Linked DNA regions of Homo sapiens: region 1 is linked to region 2. A link is an interaction called in ENCODE POLR2A ChIA-PET data of the cell type or tissue named here. Cell type or tissue: PC-9. All regions are shown on one strand. Each heading gives the region's core, and the rest is flanking DNA. Links, peaks and the distances in the headings are about the cores only. Region 1 overlaps APC2 (APC regulator of Wnt signaling pathway 2). Region 2 holds the start of MBD3 (methyl-CpG binding domain protein 3).

Evidence for each region. Peaks named below come from ENCODE experiments on the same cell type or tissue, not always from the same donor. Only the 100,000 strongest peaks of a DNase experiment are listed, where the experiment ranks them.
Region 1: POLR2A ChIA-PET joins it to region 2 with 13 read pairs; 7 of 35 experiments call an interaction of 5 or more read pairs at or near these places.

Annotation. Positions count from the first base shown.
Region 1 is chr19:1,452,551-1,460,550 of GRCh38, reverse strand. APC2 (APC regulator of Wnt signaling pathway 2) reads right to left here. Exons shown (of 15, transcript NM_005883.3): 2 at 7,409-7,567; 3 at 7,214-7,304; 4 at 6,940-7,120; 5 at 5,294-5,402; 6 at 5,051-5,167; 7 at 4,398-4,475; 8 at 4,147-4,245; 9 at 3,308-3,698; 10 at 2,491-2,586; 11 at 231-370. The coding sequence starts at 7,549. Among named protein-coding and RNA genes, the nearest start is that of APC2, 6.4 kb to the right of the region's middle. RefSeq lists enhancers at 3,665-4,181, 6,011-6,642, 6,643-7,275, 7,276-7,907, 7,908-8,000 and silencers at 4,438-4,577, 4,978-5,097, 5,148-5,227. In PC-9, for the core only: no CTCF peak of the experiment used is centred there; DNase peaks (open chromatin) are centred at 4,840 and 5,390; H3K4me3 peaks cover 655 bases; H3K27ac peaks cover 487 bases.
Region 2 is chr19:1,589,948-1,600,345 of GRCh38, reverse strand. It overlaps MBD3 (methyl-CpG binding domain protein 3), which reads left to right and starts at 7,481. Exons shown (of 7, transcript NM_001281453.2): 1 at 7,481-7,824. The coding sequence starts at 7,715. UQCR11 (ubiquinol-cytochrome c reductase, complex III subunit XI) reads left to right here. Exons shown (of 3, transcript NM_006830.4): 2 at 786-934; 3 at 2,131-3,177. The coding sequence ends at 906. RefSeq lists enhancers at 7,041-7,090, 8,468-9,457 and silencers at 7,341-7,410, 7,481-7,530, 7,691-7,990, 8,131-8,230. In PC-9, for the core only: a CTCF peak has its summit at 9,510 (motif pointing left); DNase peaks (open chromatin) are centred at 7,335 and 7,905; H3K4me3 peaks cover 2,793 bases; H3K27ac peaks cover 1,284 bases.

The DNA of each region.
Region 1 (8,000 bases), core at 1-8,000, 140 kb after region 2:
GCAGAGGCAGCAACAGGGTGGGCGTGAGGACACCGCCAGGTGGGGAGGTTCAGCACGCGCTCCCGTCCCCCCACACCGCACTCTCTGGGCCTCAGTCTACCCGTCTGTAAGTTGGGGACAAGTGGCCCCAGCTCTCAGGGCTGTTTCGAGGCTGGGATGAGTTGGAAGGAGGCTCAGTCCCTGGAAGACTGGATGAGGAAAGTGCCAGCCCACCCACTGCCCCCGGGCACCTTGTTGGCAACGTCCCCAAAGGTGAGGTTGGTGAGGGTCATGCCCGCGTAGCGGCGCAGCGCCAGGTTCAGCGGGTCCCGGGTCATCTTGTGCATCTCATAGTCAACCTGCAGCAGCTCTGCCACGGCCTGCAGCCCACCTGTGAGGACCCAACAAGGTTGGTGGGTGGCAGGGATGACCCTGCCTGCTGCCCAGCGCCCCACCTCACTCCCTTGCCCAGAGGCCCTCCCTATGCCCCAGACCTGCCCTCAAGTTCCCCTTCCAGGCCCAAGTCTGAGACCTCCTCCAGGAGCCGGTATGGCCTCACCCTGCTGCCAGACCCACAGGGGTACCCCCAGTGCCCTGTGACTGCCACCCCCGCCTCCTGTCAGCCCTCGGTCCTGGCTCACGCTTCCTCCAGCCACTGGGCCTCTGCACCTGTTGTTCCCTCAGCCTGGAATGTTCTTCCCTGCCCTGTTTGATAGGTGCCTCGGGGAAGGCCCCCTGAGTCCTCTAATAATACACCCCAAGACCATCAGATGGAGAGCAGCATCCCCAGCACAGACAGGGCTGTAGGGATGGGTGACGGCCACACCCACCCTCTTCACTCGCCCCGCTTCCCCATTACAAAAGGGGGAAATCAACGGGGAGATGGCGCCTGTGAGTCAGAGGGAGAGGAGGACTTGTCACCAAAACACTTTTCTCCCTCTTCAAAGACAACAGAGGCAAATGTGACTGTTCTCAGAGCAGGAGTGGGTCAGTGGAGACACCCTTTGGGGAAGTGAGTTAGGGACATATCTCAGAAAACTTCCAGCCTGAAACGCGTACATCCAGGTTCACCACAGCACGATTCACAGAGCCAGGAGTGGGGGGCAGCTAGAGCATCCATAGGAGGACAAGTGGGTCAGCCCAGCGTGCCCTGTGCACACGATGGGATGTCACGCAGCCTCAGAAGGGAGCCAGGCTTTGGCCGGGTGTGGTGGCTCCTTCTGCCTGCAACTCCAGCACTTTGGGAGGCTGAGGCAGGAGAATCGCTTAAACCCGGGAGGCAGAGGTTGCAGTGAGCCGAGATGGCGCCACTGCACTCCAGCATGGGCAACAGAGCAAGACCCTGTCTGTCTCAAAAGGAATGAGGCTCTGAAACAAACAGACTATGGCGTAGGTGCACCTTGAGGATGTCACGCTCAGTGGGAGACGCCAGGCATAAAATGACAAATCCTGTGTGATTCCACTCCTAGGATGTCCCTAGCTCCATCAGATTCACAGAGACAGAAAGTAGGATGGGGGTGGGTGCCAGGGGCTGGGGACAGGATGAGCAGGAAATGTTTCACCGGGACAGAGTTTGAAGATGTAAAGTGGCCGGGCGTGGTGGCTCGCGCCTGTAATCCCGGCACTTTGGGAGGCCGAGGTGGGCGGATCACCCGAGGCCAGGAGTTTGAGACCAGCCTGAGCAACACGGTGAAACCCCGTCTCTACTAAAAATACAAAAATTAGTCAGGTGTGGGGGCGGGCACCTGTAATCCCAGCTACTCGGAGGTGGAGTTTGCAGTGAGCTGAGATTGTACCACTGCACTCCAGCCTGGGCAACAGAGTGAGACTCTGTCTCAAAAAAAAGTTACAGCAAGACTTTTCTTTTTGAGACAGGGTCTGGCTCTGTTGCCCAGTCTGGAGTGTGGTGGCATGATCATAGCTCCTTGCACCTTTAACCTCCTGGGCTCAAGAGATCCTCCCACCTCAGCCTCCCCAGTAGCTGGGACTAATTTTTTTTTTGTAGTGATGGGGTCTCACTATTTTTGCCCAGCCTGGTCTCGAACTTCTGAGCTAAAGTCATCCTCCTGCCTTGGCCTCCCAAACTGCTGGGATTACAGGTATGAGCAGCCTCGCCCGGCCTCAATTACTTTTTATATTGACAAAGAGAAGATGTTGCAATGTCCTCAAACGTAAAACACCCCCTACAGTTCCAATTCTGGGCCTGTCTTCTATCTATCTTTGCCCTTCTGGTCCGTTCCCTGTTCTGAGCCCCAGGGAACTTAGGGCTGAAAGTCACCCCCGAAGCCTCAGACCAGATCGGGAGGCCACACGCAGCTCATGGGGACAGAGGGCCCAGGGTGACGGTCCACTCATGAGAGGTGCTATGTGACTCCAGGGAGTCTGTCCCTCTCCGGGCTCCAATCCCCAGCCCAAGCTCAGATGACCCAGCCTGTGTCCCTTTAGCGGCCGAGGAGCCACCACCTGTTCGGGGGCTGGAGGATGGCTTCCCAGAGGACCTGGGACACTCACCTAGCTCGTTCATGGCACGGCGGTACTCCTCATCAAAGGACAGCTTCATAACAGCACAGGTGGCCTGGCAGATCTGCGGCTCGATGGGGATCGGGGCTGTGGGCACAGGGACCAGATCAGAGCCCCCATTCCCAGGAAATGTCCCAGGTGACTCCCGAAGGTCCCGCAACCCGCCCGCCCCAGGCCTGAAGGATCCCGGGAGCTTTGCAAATGGCTGCAAAGTTGGGACTTCCTTTCCCAGCCTCTCTAAGATGGGATGATGGGGTGGCCTCTCTCACTCAGCCTTGGGAAGGGAGGCGAGGTAGTTCCTGGAGCACCACACCTTTCAGCTGTGCTTCTGCCCTTTTTAAAAATAAAACTGACGAGACAGGGTCTCGCTCTGTTGTCCAGACTGGAGTGCAGTAGCATGATCTCAGCTCACTGCAGCCCCAAATTCCTGGGCTCAAGCAATTCTCCTGCTTCTGCCTTCCAAAGTGCTGGGATCACAGGTGTGAGTCACAGCGCCCGGCCCCCATATTAACTTTGCGATCAACTGCAAAAAAAGAATCTCAAAGTCTGCACCCAACTTTCCAGAGTTACCCACGATCCATCCATGCATTCAGCGACTTCCCGAGCGTTTACTCTGCGCCAGGTACGATCATGGGCGGGTCTTTTCCCAACGTCAAATGCCCCCACAGGCCTCGGCCGGAGCCTGGTACTGCAGCCTCCAACGCCAGAAGGCAGGCAGCAAAGGCTGGAGGTCCTAGTCGCCCATCCCCCGGGAAGCCCTAGCTGCACGTTAATTGCGCGGAGGGGGCCCACCAGGCCAGGCACTCACCGCTGCCGGCGCCACCTCCCTCGGGCCCGCCGTCTCGGGCCTGCAGCCAGTCCCAGCAGGTCTCGCAGTAGGCCCGGATCTGCTCCAGCACGTGCAGGACGCGCATCTCCTTGCGCGCCAGGCCCTGGTCCGGCTGCGAGAAGACGATGTTGTGCAGCGCCGCGTTGGCGCGCATGCGTGCGTCCTTGGCGCCCGGTGCCCCTGGGGCCCCGGCGCGACCCCCGGCCGCGGCCTCGGTGCCGTGGAGGATTTGCAGCAGCAGAGGCAGACAGCCCGAGCGGCGCATGGCCACGCAGCTCTCGGGCGAGCTGGACATGGCCAGCAGCGTGCGCGCTGTATCCTCCTGGTCGCGCGTCGCCAACATGGACAACAGCCAGAAGACCACCTCCACCTGGGGGGAGGGCAGGGTCAGGGTGGGGTCCCTCACCTGCCCCCCGCACACCTGGAAACCCGGTCGGAGCCCTGTGACCCCTGCCCCGTCCCCAAGGGCAGCCCCACGCCCACCTGGGGGACAGATGAGGGGACGCTAGGAGGCTGCACACGTGCTTCGGGGAGGCTGGCCCCCCTCACCTGGCATTCCTAGGGTGGCCGCGCAGAGCCAAGGGACTCCACGGGGACGTCTATGGTGCCCCACTTAGCCCCCGCTACGGGACGTATTTCCCCATCCACCTCGCCAGGCCCGCAGCTTCTGCATGAGCTGCACGCCAGAGGGGCCTTCCTACACCCGAGGGGGTGCTGGATGGAGGCATGGGAGGGCACCACCACTGGCGAGGATGCAGACCTGATCCCCCTTCCAGCCCAGACAGCTGCGCCAGCCCCCGTTTCACCCTCCCCCTCACCTTGCTGTTGCCCGGCTGAGGGGTGCCATCCTCAGGGTGTGTGGGGACCTCTGTCTCGGGGTCCTCGTCCACCGGCACCGACTTCACCGCCAGCAAGGCCTGCAGGGAGAGCACCAGGGTCGGGGGTACAGTCCCAGAGCACCCAGTCTGCTCACCCGTGATGATGTGGGCGGGGGCGGGCAGAACTCGAGGAGCCCCGTTCTGCCTGGGCCGACACCACCCCTGGTCCCTGGCTCTGCCCCACCCGGTACCTGGGGCTCCGTCTGCTGCACTCGGTCCTGCGCCTCCAGCAGCTCCTTGTCAATCTGCTCCAGGCGCGAGGCGCGGATCTGCTCAGGACCACACGAGGGCAAGTGCTGGAGCTGACCCCGCCCCCGGCTCTGACCCCGCCTCTCCCTGGGATGACCCCACCCTGGGCTCTGACCCCGCCTCTTCCTGATAACCCCGCCCCAGGCCCTGACCCTACCTCTGCCTTCTCCCTGATCCAGCCCTGCCAGCTCCCTAAGCCCCGCCTCCTAAGATATGACCCCACCCACTGTCTAAACCCCGCCTTTAGTCCATCCCAGGCTCTGACTCCTCCCACTTCCCATTTGGGCTCCACCCAGAACCTAGACCTCGTCCTTCTAGGCCCCACCCACCTGCTGATCTGGCCCTGCCCACAGGCCATGCCACCTTCCACTGTCGCACCCCACCGCCCTTGTGCTCAGGCTCTGAGCCTCCTGACTCCACCCACCAACACCTCCAGCTTCTGGCCCCGCCTCCTGAACCAGAACCCGCGCCCCCCAACCCAGGAGGCATAAGACTCCTCCCATTACCCCAGACCCCGCCCATAATATCTGCACTCTGATTTGCCCACTGGCGCAGGGCCCCGCCTACCGCCGCGCCACCCCGCCCACCGCCGCACCTGTGCCCGCTGCACCATCTCGTCCGAGGTGCCGAAGCGCTCCTCCATCAGCGAGCGGATGTGCTGGGCCTCGAACTCAAGCTGCTGCCGGATCAGGTCCATCTGCATCGAGAACTGCTGGCAAAGGCAGGCGGGCGGGCCACGGTGAGGGGCGCCCGGGCCAGGCCCCGTTCCTCCCCCACGCCGCTTCCCGCACCCTGAGTGGGGCGGGCGCGCTGCCCCCTGGCTCCCCGGCCGGCTCACCGTCTCCACGTGCGGCAGCTCGTCCAGGCGCTTGGACAGGCCCTGCAGCTGAGAGTAGTACCAGAGCTTCTCCTTCTCCTCCTTCTCAATCTCATTCAGCAGGAAACACCTGGGGAGCAAGTCAGCGGGGGCGGGCTCAGAGGGCGGCGCCGTGTGTGTTTATTTTGATATTTGTAATCACTTGTTAGCGCTTACTGTATGCCAAGGTTAACAGGCAACATGGCAAGGTCTCTCCCGTGGCACTCCCCGAGCTAGGGTAAGGGGGGGGGGGTGGGTATTGAAATTAACTGGGGGATGCAAAAAAATTAAAGGAGAGAAAACAGTCTGGGCAACATAGCGAGACCCCCTCTCTAAAAAGGAAAAAATAAAAATAAAAAATATAAAAATAGCCGGCCGGGCGCGGTGGCTCACGCCTGTAATCCCAGCACTTTGAGAGGCTGAGGCAGGCGGATCACGAGGTCAGGAGATCGAGACCATCCTGGCTAACACGGTGAAACCCCGTCTCTGCTAACAATACGAAAACAAAATTAGCCGGGCGTGGTGGCGGGTGCCTGTAGTCCCAGCTACTCGGGAGGCTGAGGTGGGAGAATGGTGTGAACCCGGGAGGCGGAGCTTGCAGTGAGCCGAGATCGCGCCACTGCACTCCAGCTTGGGCGACAGAGCGAGACTCCGTCTCAAAAAAAAAAAAAAAAAAGTACAAAAGATTAGCCAGGCATGATGGTGCGCACCTGTGGTCTCAGCTACTCCCTGACATGGGAGGCTGAGGTGGGAGAATCACCTGAACCCAGGAGTTCGAGGCTGCAGTGAGCGATGATCATACCACTGCACTCCAGCCTGGGTGACAGAGTGAGACCCTGTTTCAAACTATATGTACTAAACAAAAAAAAAAAAAAGAGAAAGCAATTCCTTTGGAAATTCTCCTCCTTGAAGAAAGACTGAGGGAGGCTGTCCTGCCTCTAACACTTCTCCCATACTTGCTAACCTCCCTCCAGCTTACAAGGTAGCTTCAGGCTCAAAGTGCTCCAGGTGCAACAGAGGTTTCCCTTAACCTCATGGGAGACACGGCCATTCCGATTTTACAGGGCAGGAGTCTTAGGCTGGGAGGGTTTAGGGGAGCTGAGTGAGGTCCCACAGCAGAGCACAGACAACCCCACGCTGCTCTTCAATGGCCCCATCTGACCCCACATGACCCCTCCCAGCTGCACAGGGTGCCCAGACCCTGCCTCCCTCTGCTGGCCCTGAGCCCACGCTTCTTGGGCCACAGCTCTCTACAAAGACGGCTTTGAGCCCGCCTGGCTCCAGGCCTGGCTGAGCCCTGGCACCGGACACAGCCCGGTCCCTGGCGACGCCTGCGTGTCTCGGACCCCTGGGGACGTCTCCAAGGAGCCTTTCCCTCAGCCAGGAACGTCCCCCATCCTCTCTGAACTCCAGCAGAGGTCAGCCGGGCTGGGGAGGGGGAGGGAGGCCACGTGGGGACGAAGCTCCGAGGTGGGCGGGGTTGTTCGGTGGGCAGTGCCATATGCAAGTGGGTGGGGCGTGTGAGGTGTGGGCAGAGACATATGCGGGTGGGCGAATTAGAGGGCAGAGCCCGCTGGGGACCGAGTCATGCTCCAGCTGCCCGAGGCTGGGTTCCCACGCCCACTCACCGTTCCCGGTCCAGTTCCTCCAGCAGCCGGATGGTGGCCCGGCTCAGCTCCCCAAAGCTGTCCTTGGAGGGCCCGGAGCCGTGTACTGGGCTGCCCTCGGGGGTCCGGGCGGCAGGCTCCGGGCCCAGGGTGGGCGGCTGGAACTTGAGGTTGTACAGGCTGGTGATGTCCATCTGTAGGGCTGGATGGGCGGGGACAGGGCGGAGGTCAGCGGCCCTGCCTGCCTTTCCCCCCAGCCTCCCCCACTCCCTCTGCGGGTGGCCCCACCGCTCACCCTTCAGCTGCTCCAGCACCTCCGTCTGCCCCGAGGACACCAGCACTCGGGCCTCCTGCTCCAGTTTTCCCTGTAGGTGCTTCAGGACCTCCTGCAGGGGCGGGAAAGAGGGCGGGAAGCCATCAGCCACTGCACTGGGCTGCCGGGGGGCACCACCCCGGGACCCTAGCCCACCTCCTCCATGTAGGCCCCCACCTTCATGCCCGACGTCTCTGTCTCCAGCTTGGACAGGTGGCTGGAGTTGTCCCTTAGCTCCTGCCTCAGGTGGCTGTTCTCAGCCTTCAAGGCCTCCACCTGCCTCACCAGCTGCTCGTAGGGCGCCACGGAGCTCGCCATCTTCAGCTCCTGCAGCGTCTGGGATCACAGGGTCAGAGGGTTCAGCTGATGGTCTGGGGAGGGCGCGGTGATGCCTTCCGGACAGACGGCCCCTGACCTAAGCCCCAGCCGTCCTGCCTGATCCTGGGTTGGGGGGGGTCTCAGGCAGGAGTCACTGGTGTGGACAAGTACAGGCCCACGTGGTGGTGGCCAGGCAATCCGGGGCGCAGAGGGGCAGGTGGAGTGAGAGGTGGCCCCAAGGGGAGACAGAGGGGCCAGCAGACAGACGTACAGACAGCTGAACGTCCAACTGACCAGTCGACCGACAGACGATGGGTCGGCCTCTCCTTCCCAGCCCCCAGGACACATCCTGACAGCCGGACAAACACACAGACAGCTGGGACAGCCTAACCCAGCAAGCCGACTGGCCAGCCCAGCACCCCCAGGCTCACAGCCAGAGAGGGCGACAGAC
Region 2 (10,398 bases), core at 2,399-10,398:
GCTACTCGGGAGGCTGAGGCAGGAGAATTGCTTGAACCCGGGAGGTGGAGATTGCAGTGAGCCGAGATCACGCCACTGCACTCCAGCTTGGTGACAGAGCAAGACTCCGTCTCAAAAAAAAAAAAAAAAAAAAAAAGAAGCCTGTGCCCAAGTTCATACTGTGCGAGGGCGTAAACGCCAGCAGGCGGGTTTGCTGGGCCTTCCTAGAATCTGCTGGGCCTTCCTAGAATCTGCTGGGCCTTCCTAGAATCTGCTGGGCCCAGGCAACTCAGGGGAGCTCTCACAGCACGTGCCGTGGTGGGCAAGAGCATGAGCTTGGAACCGGAGGCCTCGATCCTCGCCAGCTGTGTGGCCTCAGGTGAGGGCCTCGCCCTGTCTGTTGTTTGGTGTCCTCGCCTGGGAACAGGGACTGTGATGGCGGCACCTGCCTGAGTCCTGCAGCTGTGGCAGGGATGGATGAATTTCTGCAGACTGCAGCAGACCGGACCCATCATCATGGTGGTTGCAAACTTACAAACACCTACACATGCGCCAGGCCCAGCCTCCCCCCAGCTCCACTCCCACCCCAGCAGCCCCTTGAGCAGTTACTGGCTTCCTGAGAGCCGGCAGCATGGGCAGGGCCTGTGCTGCTGGTGCCAGCCCTCAGGGCTCACAGCACTGGGCGGGCACAGGTGCCAGGCCCGCACCTCAGCCATCACCGCTCAGGACGGGGGGCCGGGGTGGGCAGGAGAGGGTCTTGGAGAAAGGGTCCAGAGCAGGCCTGACCATCCCCTCTCCTCTCGCAGGGTCCCGACGGCCTACACATGGGGCGCTGTGGGCGCCGTGGGGCTGGTGTGGGCCACCGATTGGCGGCTGATCCTGGACTGGGTACCTTACATCAATGGCAAGTTTAAGAAGGATAATTAATTACACAAACCCTTCACAGACTGCTCTGGTAAGTTTCAGTGGGCTGCGGTGGGTGGACTGCATGATGGCCGGATGGTGGCCGAAGAGTGGGTTCTCCAGGCTCCCAGAGCCGGGGCGGCAGCCCTCACTGCTCCCCCTGGAGAGACCTGCATTCGAGAGTGGGGCCCTGGGTGCCCCTTCTGGCATCTCCGGCCCACGGGCACAGAACTGTCCGCCCCGCAGCCTTGGGTTGTGTGATTGGGGTGTGGGCCTCGCCCTCCCTCTGGACAATCCCAGTGAGTCTTTGAGGCAAACCTTGCTTCCGTCTCAGTGGGCACTGCAGCCTGAACTGGGTGGGGCCCATGTTACAGACAGAGGGGGAAGGTGGAGGCTGGCCCACAGTGGCTGGACACCCCATGAGCTCTTGGAAGCGCCTGTGAGGCCCTGGACGCATCCACGTGTTTCTCCAGCATGCCAGCTGCCCCCTTAACCACAGTGCCTGTGGCATCTTCCCAGTGCCCACATGACAGTCCCACGTGGCCGTGCTCTTACACCCCCATTTTCCAGGTGCTGGCCTGAGGCCTGAGGCCATGCCACTGTTTGAACCTGGGCCTCAGAGCCCTGCTCCGGTCTGTGTTTCTCCCTACTGCGTGGAGCCCGGGGCCTGTGCTGCATTGGTGTTCCTGCCAGGCTGCTGTCCTGGGCCACTTCCGCAGCCAGCTTCATATGGAAGGGACGTTTCTTTTTTTTTGAGACGGAGTCTCGCTCTGTTGCCAGACTGGAATACGGTGGCGCGATCTCAGCTCACTGCACCCTCTGCCTTCCAGGTTCAAGCGATTCTTGTGCCTCAGCCTCCCAAGTAGCTGGGACTACAGGTGCCCACCACTACACGCAGCTAATTTTTTTTTTTTTTTTTGAGACAGAGTTTGGCTCTTGTTGCCCAGGCTGGAGCGCAATGACGCGATCTTGGCGCACTGCAACCTCCACCTCCCGGGTTCAAGCGATTCTCCTGCCTCAGCCTCCCAAGGAGCTGGGATTACAGGCATCTGCCACCACACCAGGCTAATTCTGTATTTTTAGCAGAGATGGGGTTTCTCCATGTTAATCAAGCTGGTCTCAAACTCCTGACCTCAGGTGATGCGCCCGCCTCGGCCTCCCAAAGTGCTGGGATTAGAGGCGTGAGCCACTGCACCCAGCCTGGAAGGGACACTTCTACTCACCCTGCCTCGTCTGCTCTCCCTCCAGGTGCCTGGTGGTGCTAGCTCCTCCCACCTCAGCACCTGCTGCATCTGGAGCAGCCCAAGCCTCAGGATGGACAAGAGGAAACCCACAGCTCAGCTTCAGGCTTCTTATGTTTCTGAAAACAGCTTGGATATTTTAATGCACGTTGCATTAAACCTCACTGAAACCTGCTCCGTGCCCGGATGTTGATCATGCTGGTGGCTTGGTTACTGTGACTGTAGCTGGAGTGGCACAGGTGACCCAGGCGTCCTTTCAGCTCCAGAATGTTGCAAGTCTAGGAGAGTGTTCCAATGGCTGACAGAAACTGCCTATTTGAAATGGCTCATAAGTAGTATCTGCAGTGTGTTCATCCGTTGCTGCCTTAACAAGTCACCCACACGTAGTGGCTTAAAGCAACGAACATTCACTCTCTCACAGTCTGTGTCAGTCGGGGATTTGGGAGTGATGTATCTGGGTGGTTGTGGCCCAGAGTCTCTCATGAGGTTGCAGTTAAGACATCAGCCAAGGCCACTTCGTCTGAGGAAGGCTCAACTGGGGCTGGAGCCACTTCCAAGCCAGTGCCCTCACGTGGCTGTCGGTGACAGCCACAGTTCCTTCCCATGGGGGCCCCTACACGAAGCTGCTTGAGCATCCTCACGGCATGGCCTCTGCCTTCCCCAGAGCAGGTGAACCAAGGGAGAGGAAGGAGCAAGCCACAGTGCTTCTATGAGCCACCCTGAGAAGTCTCACGTGATCACTTCCGCCACAGCCTGTTTATCAAAAGCAAGCCCCCCAGGCCCAGCCCACGTGCAGAGGGAGGAGAATGAGGTTCTGTGTTTTGAAGGGAAGAATATCAGAATTGGTAGACATTTCAAACTGTCACATTAGGGATACAAAAATGAACAGGCTGGGAGTGGTGGCTCAGCCTACAATCCCAACACTTTGGGAGGCTGAGGAAGGGGCATCACTTGAACCAGGAGTTCAGTACTAACCTGGGCAACAAAGAGGCCCCTGTCTCTGATAAAAAGAAAAAAAATGAAAAAATAAAAATGAACAGGTATAAAAAGAGAATATGGTACAAAGTCACACTCCCTGATACAGCTGCCCAGTTTTTTCCAGCTCTTGCCAATCTCTGAGCCGACATTGCACCACTGCACTCTAGCTTGGGCAACAGAGTGAGACTCAAAAAAAAAAAAAAATCCTAGACATACTGTCTGCATACATAAGTGTGTTGATGGAAATAGCTATTATATCAGTCTGCTAGGGCTGCCATAACAAAATACCACAGATTTTGCATGGCTCAACCAACAGAAATTTATTTTACTTATTCTTTTTTAAAAGACAGTCTTGCTCTATCGCCCAGGCTGGAGTGCCGTGGCACGCTCTTGGCTCACTGCAACCTCCGCCTCCTGGGTTCAAGCGATTCTCCTGCCTCAGCCTCCCAAAGTGCTGGGATTAACAGCTGTGAGCCACTGCACCAAGCCTATTTATTTATTTATTTTTGGAGATGGAATCTTACTGTGTCACCCAGGTTGGAGTGCAGTGGCATGATCTTGGCTCACTGCAACCTCTGCCTTCAGGGTTCAAGCGATTCTTCTGCCTCAGCCTCCCGAGTAGCTGGGATTACAGGTGCCTGCCACCACGCCCTGCTAATTTTTGTATTTTTAGTAGAGATGGGGTTTTGCCATGTTGGCCAGGCTAGTCTTGAAATGACCTCAGGTGATCTGCCCACCTCAGCCTCCCAAAGTGCTGGGATTACAGGCGGGAGCCACTGTGCCCGGCCAGATTTTGTTCTGATTTTTAAAAAAACATTGGCCAGGGGTCTGTGCGTGGTGGCTCACGCACCACTGCACTCCAGTCTGGGTGACAGAGCCAGACTCTGTCTCAAAAAATATATAAAAATTTAAAAAAAAAAATTGTCTGCAGGCTAAGTGTAGTGGCCCACACCTGTAATCCCAGTACTTTGGGAGGCCACAGTGAGAGGATTGCTGGAGCCCAGAAGTTTGAGGCTGTGGTGAGCCGTGATTGTGCCACTGCACTCCAGACTGGGTGGCAGAGTGAGACCCTGTCTCAAAAAAGAAATTGTGTGACTTGAGCCCTGAATCTGTAGGTTACCAGACCCCAGTAGCAGTGAGCTTCCCCTGCCTATTTCTGTATCTGCTGTCCTGGTACTTAAGTCCCGAAAGGGAAGGCAGAGACTTCAGCATGGTGGCACTGAGGCCCTCGCCAGCCCAGGAGGTGACAGGAGCCAGACTGGCGGATGGGGTCCTGTGTTTGTTGCCACAGTGAGTCACTGGACTCCACTGTAAAGAGGAGCAGTCTCGTGGTCCCATCAGCCATTTATTCAGTCATTTATTTCTACCAGCATCCACTCGAGGACATTTTTTCTTTTTCCTTTTTTTTTTTTTTGAGACAGAGTCTCGATCTGTCGCCCAGGCTGGAGTGCAGTGGCGCGATCTCAGCTCACTGCAACCTCTGCCTCCCAGGTTCAAGCGATTCTCCTGCCTCAGCCTCCCGAGTAGCTGGGACTACAGGCGCCCGCCACCAAGCCCAGCTAATTTTTTGTATTTTTTAGTAGACACGGGGTTTCACCGTGTTAGCCAGGATGGTCTCTATCTCCTGACCTCATGATCCACCCGCCTTGGCCTCCCAAAGTGCTGGGATTACAGGCATGAGCCACCACACCCGGCCTTGATGACATTTTTTCTACAGACTATAAATCCTTTATAAACTTTAATTTTGTTGCTCAAGTTGTCCTCTCTGTTTGGCCATCGTGACCCCTTCCAAATGGGCTCCTGTGTGCACATGATATGTCCCGGGTCACTTTTTTTGTTATTGAGGTGAAATTCACATAACATAAAATTAACCATTTTCAGGTGTGCAATGCAGTGCTTTAATACATTCACACTGGTATGCAGCCACTGCGCCCAGCCTGGAATTGGCCATTTTAAAGACTATTTTATTGACTTACTTATTTTAGACAAGGTCTCGCTCTACCACCCAGGCTGGAGTGCATTGTCACAATCATAGCCCAATTTTAAAAATAATCTTGGCCGGGCGCGGTGGCTCACGCCTATAATCCCAGGACTCTGGGAGGCCAAGGCAGGCGGATCACCTGAGGTCGGGAGTTTGAGACCAGCCTGACCAACATGGAGAAACCCCGTCTCCACTAAAAATACAAAATTAGCCGGGCATGGTGGCGGGTGCCACCATAATAATCATCTCCCTTGCATGGGGGCAGGCCTTGCACTGGCTGCCCTAGTCAAGTAATCCCAGCTACTTGGAAGGCTGAGGCAGGAGAATCGCTTGAACTCGGGAGGCGGAGGCTGCAGTGAGCCGAGATCGCGCCGCTGCACTCCAGCCTGAGCAACAAGAGCGAAACTCCGTCTCAAAAAAAACACAAATAATTAAATTAAAAAAATAATAATAATCTCCCAGCCGGGCGTGGTGGCTGGCGCCTGTGATCCCAGCACTTTGGGAGGCTGAGGCAGGCACATTGCTTGAGCTCAGGAGGTTACAGTGAGCCAAGATCACGCCACTGCACTCCAGCCTAGGCAACAAAGTGAAACCCTGTCTCAAAACATAATTATCATCTCCCTTGCATGGGGGCAGGCCTTGCTCTGGCTGCCCTAGTCAGGTACCACGGCTGGTTCTGGGGTGTAACTGCCTGGCTTTGAGTCCACAGCATAGACTTTCCTGTCTCCTTGGGAGCACTGATTCTTCCATGGCAGCCCAATGCCATGGGGCCTCGGTCTCAGGCCAGTAACCAGCTCCTGAGCTTCTCGGGAGACAGAGCTGGCTGTCTCACACCTCACCTCACCTCACGACGAGGTGGGGTGAGCGGGGCATCCGACCATCATCCACCCATCCATCCTGATTTATTCAGTGCTTCTGTGGTCAGCACAACATCCCGAAAATGTGCCCGTTCCGTCGGCCGCTGTGGCTCACACCTGGAACCCCAGCACTTAGGGAGGCCGAGGTGGGCGGATCACTTGAGGTCAGGAGTTCGAAACCAGCTGGCCAACAAGGTCAAATCCCATCTCTTCTAAAAATTCAAAAAAATTAGCCGGGCATGGTGGTGGGCGCCTGTAGTCCCAGCTACTTGGGAGGCTGAGGCAGGAGAATTACTTGAACCCGGGAGGTGGAGGTTGCAGTGAGCCGAGATCACGCCATTGCACTCGAGCCTGGGCAACAGAGCAAGACTCTGTCTCCATCAGTCAGTCAATCAATCAATAAATGAATGTGCCTGTCCTACTCCCTGGAACCTGCAGCTAAAGGGACTTTGAAAATGGGACGAGATCTTCAGATGGGAAAGCATCCCAGATCGGGTGGACCCAATGTCAACAAAAGAGTCCTTAGAACCAGGACAGTTTCTCCAGCTGGAGGCAGGGGAGCACAGCAGCTAGACTCAGTCCTTGAACACCTGTGCAGGCCCGCCCAGCCCTAGCCTTGGGAGCGACGCTGTCAGGGGGAACTGATGGGGGGCAGCCCACCCGTTTCCATTTCAGGATCCCTCTGGCTGGCTGGGGAAGGGGTTAAGGGGAGACAACAGGGGGTGGGCGATTCCGCAGGAAGGTCCTGGAACTCTCCCGGCCAGAGATGGTGGCTGGACTAAGGTGCAGGGGGTGGTCGGGGAGCTGGGGGGGGGTGCTCAGATTCCTGGATTTTGAGGGTTCAAAAAGCAGCTGGACGGGGCGCAGTGGCTCACGCCTGTAATCCCAGCGCTTTGGGAGGCCGAAGTGGGCTGATCACCTGAAGTAAGGAGTTCGAGTCCAGCCTGGCCAACATGGTGAAATCCCGTCTCTACTAAAACTACAAAAATTAGCCGTCCGTGGAACCAGCTACTTGGGAGGCTGAGGCATAACAACTTGAACCCGGGAGGCGGAGGCTACAGTGAGCCAAGATCGCGCCTCTGCACTCCAGCCTGGGTGACAGAGACCCCGTCTCAAAAAAAAAAAAGCTACTGGAGGGAACTTGGGGGCGTGGAAGGGGTGGTCACGGGGGAAGTCCCCCAGATTTGGACGCTCGTAAAAAGCTCGGAAGCTGGGAGACCAGGAGGGCGGGGAAGTCGAGGTCCAGTCACTGGGCCAGAGTCCCCAAGACTTGGGCTGGAGAAAGGTCGGAGGAAAGGACCCCACTAGTCCGAAAGCATGTCCCCGCGCACGCGCACCAGGCGGCCGGCAGAGACAGGGCACAGTAAAAGGAGCCGCGCGGACTCCGGGCACAGCTGCTGGGCACTGGCAGCTCGCAAGGCACAGCGCGCAGGCGCGCACGCCACTTAAGGCCCCGCCCCCTCCCAGCGCGCTGATTGGCGGGGCCGTAGAGGGGCGGGGGCATGGCGCCGCGGCTGCGCAGCGCGGGGCCCCGCGCGGGCGGGTGGGCGGAGCGGGCCCCCCGAGCGGGGGCTGGCGAGCGCGGGGAGGGGGCCGAAAGGGCGGCAAAGCCGGCGCGCGCCCGGCTGGGGGCGGAGGGCGGGGGCCCGCGGGCCGGAACAGCCGCGGCAAGTGGCGGCGGCGGCAGCGGCAGCGGAGGCAGCTGAGGCGGCGGCGGCGAGTGGGGGTCCGGGCGGCGGCGGCGGGCCCGGCGGCGGGCCGAGGAGCCGGGCGCAATGGAGCGGAAGAGGTGGGAGTGCCCGGCGCTCCCGCAGGGCTGGGAGAGGGAAGAAGTGCCCAGAAGGTCGGGGCTGTCGGCCGGCCACAGGGATGTCTTTTACTATAGGTGAATGAGCGCGCCGGCCGCGCAGGGCCTCAACGGGCTCCTCCCAGCGGCCTCTGCGGCGGCCTCGGCGCCCCTGCCCCGGGCCGCGGCCTGGGCCCCGCGCGTGCGTCGTGCGTGCGTGCGTGCGTCTTGCGTGCGTGTGCGCCCGGCGCGCGGAGGCCCAGTGCGCGTGCGCCGCTTGTTGGGCCGCATGGCTTTCGGCCGGCCGTTCAGGGACTGGCTGCCGGACGGCGACTGCGGCCTTTGTTCGTGCGCGCTGGGCCAGGGGCGCCTGGCGGCGGCCAGATGCTACCGGGGGGCAGGGGTGGAGGGTGGGCTGTCCCTTTGGTTCCCGTGAGACGCAGGGGGTGCCTTCTTGGGGCGCTCCTGGGGTGGCGCGGAGCCCGAGGGGGTGGCCAGCCGGGATTTCGGGGAGCAGGGCTCATGGGCGGATCGGGGAGGGCGTGCGTGAAAATACGGGTTCTTGGGCTCGCCCCAGTCCTGGGAATAAGCGCCTCAGGGTGACTGGTCTCCCACGCAGCGTTGCTTTTTTTAAAGGTATTCCCCTTGACTCCTTCCGAGGCCTCTGGTCCTCTTGGGTCGTGGCCCCCTCAGGGTGGAGACCTGAGGCTTTCGACTTTCCGAGCCCACCTAACGGTAGTCTTTGCGTGGATGTTACTGGTGGTGGAAGGCTTTCAGAGACCCCCCCGTCCCCAAATTGGAACAAGGCGCTGCTCTGAAAGGTCGCAGGGAACCCCCTCCGTGGAACAAAGACTTAGTCGCCTGCTGCAGCCAAGTCCCAGACAGTCGGCCACCTGCTGTTTGTCCTCTTTTTTTTTTTTTTCCTGGCTCGGGAAAGATGCTTTTGATTCTGGGCCAGCTTTGATTGCGCCCTCCCCTTGGTTCAGTGTCCCGTGGCGCCTTCAGGTCCCCCAGGAGGGGAAAGCGGAGGACGCCTGCCATGTGCCGAGCACCTGGGTAAAGGGGGGTGTGCGGCTGGTCCCCCTTTTTCCCACAGCTCGGGGTCGTGGGCAGGAGACCGCCCAGGTGAGGGCGGGTGGTTTCCACGAGCCAAGGAGGGGCAGAACGACCGCTCCGTCCACTGTGCACTTCGGTCCTCTGTGGTTCTTGACTGTCCCGGTTTGGGGAGATAAAGTGAGAAAAGTGAGCGGGGAAAGGATGGCTGTGATCAGAAGCAATGTGTGGGGCCTCGTCCTGCAGGAGGAGCTCAGGGACTGGTTCCTGGAAAGTTGGAGGACAGCAAGAGAGGGGAAACTTGGTCCCCAAATGTGTACCCTTATGAGCTGGAACCCTGTACACGTCCTGAGATCTGCAGTGACACATGCTGAAATCTGGGAGGGCAGATGACGGGGCCTGAATGAGACTGGGGTCAGGGAGGGCTTCTCTGAGGACGTGACATTGAGTGACAGGGAGAGGCGTCCAGGCAGCAGGAACCCCCTAAGAGGTGGCTGCAGCTTGGGAGCTAGAACCAAGGCCAGCTTGAGCGGAGTATCCTGAGGCTGTCATCACCCCACCTCTCTCATTCCCACTCTGGGCCCTGGCCCTGAGCATGAGGGTCTAGCAGTGGAGAAAAGCAGGGAGAAGCTCCTCTACAGGCTAGAGATTTCAGGTTTCTCTGCAGAGGGTGAAGCCAGGCAGCCCAGAGCCGCCCTCTGCAGGTCTGGGGCCTCAACCCAGCCCTTCATCTGAGGCTGCAGGCTCCCAGACTGCGTTTTCTGTTGGGGGTGCCTGGGGAGAGTTCAGGCCATGTTGCCCACTTTTTTCTATACGTGTGGTTTTATCAAGGCTGTTCTTTTTTCATTGAATAAAATCTCAGGGACATCATTTTGTGTCAATAGATGGGCATAACCTTTATTTAAAATTGAGATATAATTCACATTCCACAAAAGCTACCTTTTTTGTTTTTTTTCTTTGAGACAGGGTCTCACCCAGGCTGGAGTGCAGTGGTACAATCACGGCTTACGCATTCTTGACCTCCCAGGCTCAGGCGACCCTCTCAGCTCAGCCTCCCAAGTAGTGGGAATTACAGGCACGTGCCACCATACCTGGCTTATTTTTATAGAGATGGGGTTTTGCTGTGTTGCCTAGACTAGACTGGTCTCGAATTCCTGGACTCAAGCAGTTAACCCGCCTCAGCCTCCCAAAGTGCTGGGATTACAGGCATGAGCCACTGCCTGGCCAAAGCCACTTTTTAGAAATGTACAATTCAGTGGGGTTTTTTTTTGGAGATGGAGTTTCACTCTTGGCCCAGGCCACAGTGCAGTGACGCAATCCCAGCCCACTGCAACCTCCACCTCCCGGGTTCAAGCGATTCTTCTGCCTCAGCCTCCCGAGTAGCTGGGATTACAGGCGTCTGCCACCATGCCCGGCTAATTTTTGTATTTTTAGTAGAGAAGGGGTTTCGCCATGTTGGCCAGACTGGTCTCGAACTCCTGACCCCAGCACCTCAGCCTCCCAAAGTGCTGGGATTACAGGCCTGAGCCACCACACCCGGCCCCCAGTGGTTTTTAGTACATTGACAAAGTTGTGCAACCATCACCGCTATCTAATTCCAGAACATTCTCATCACCCTGA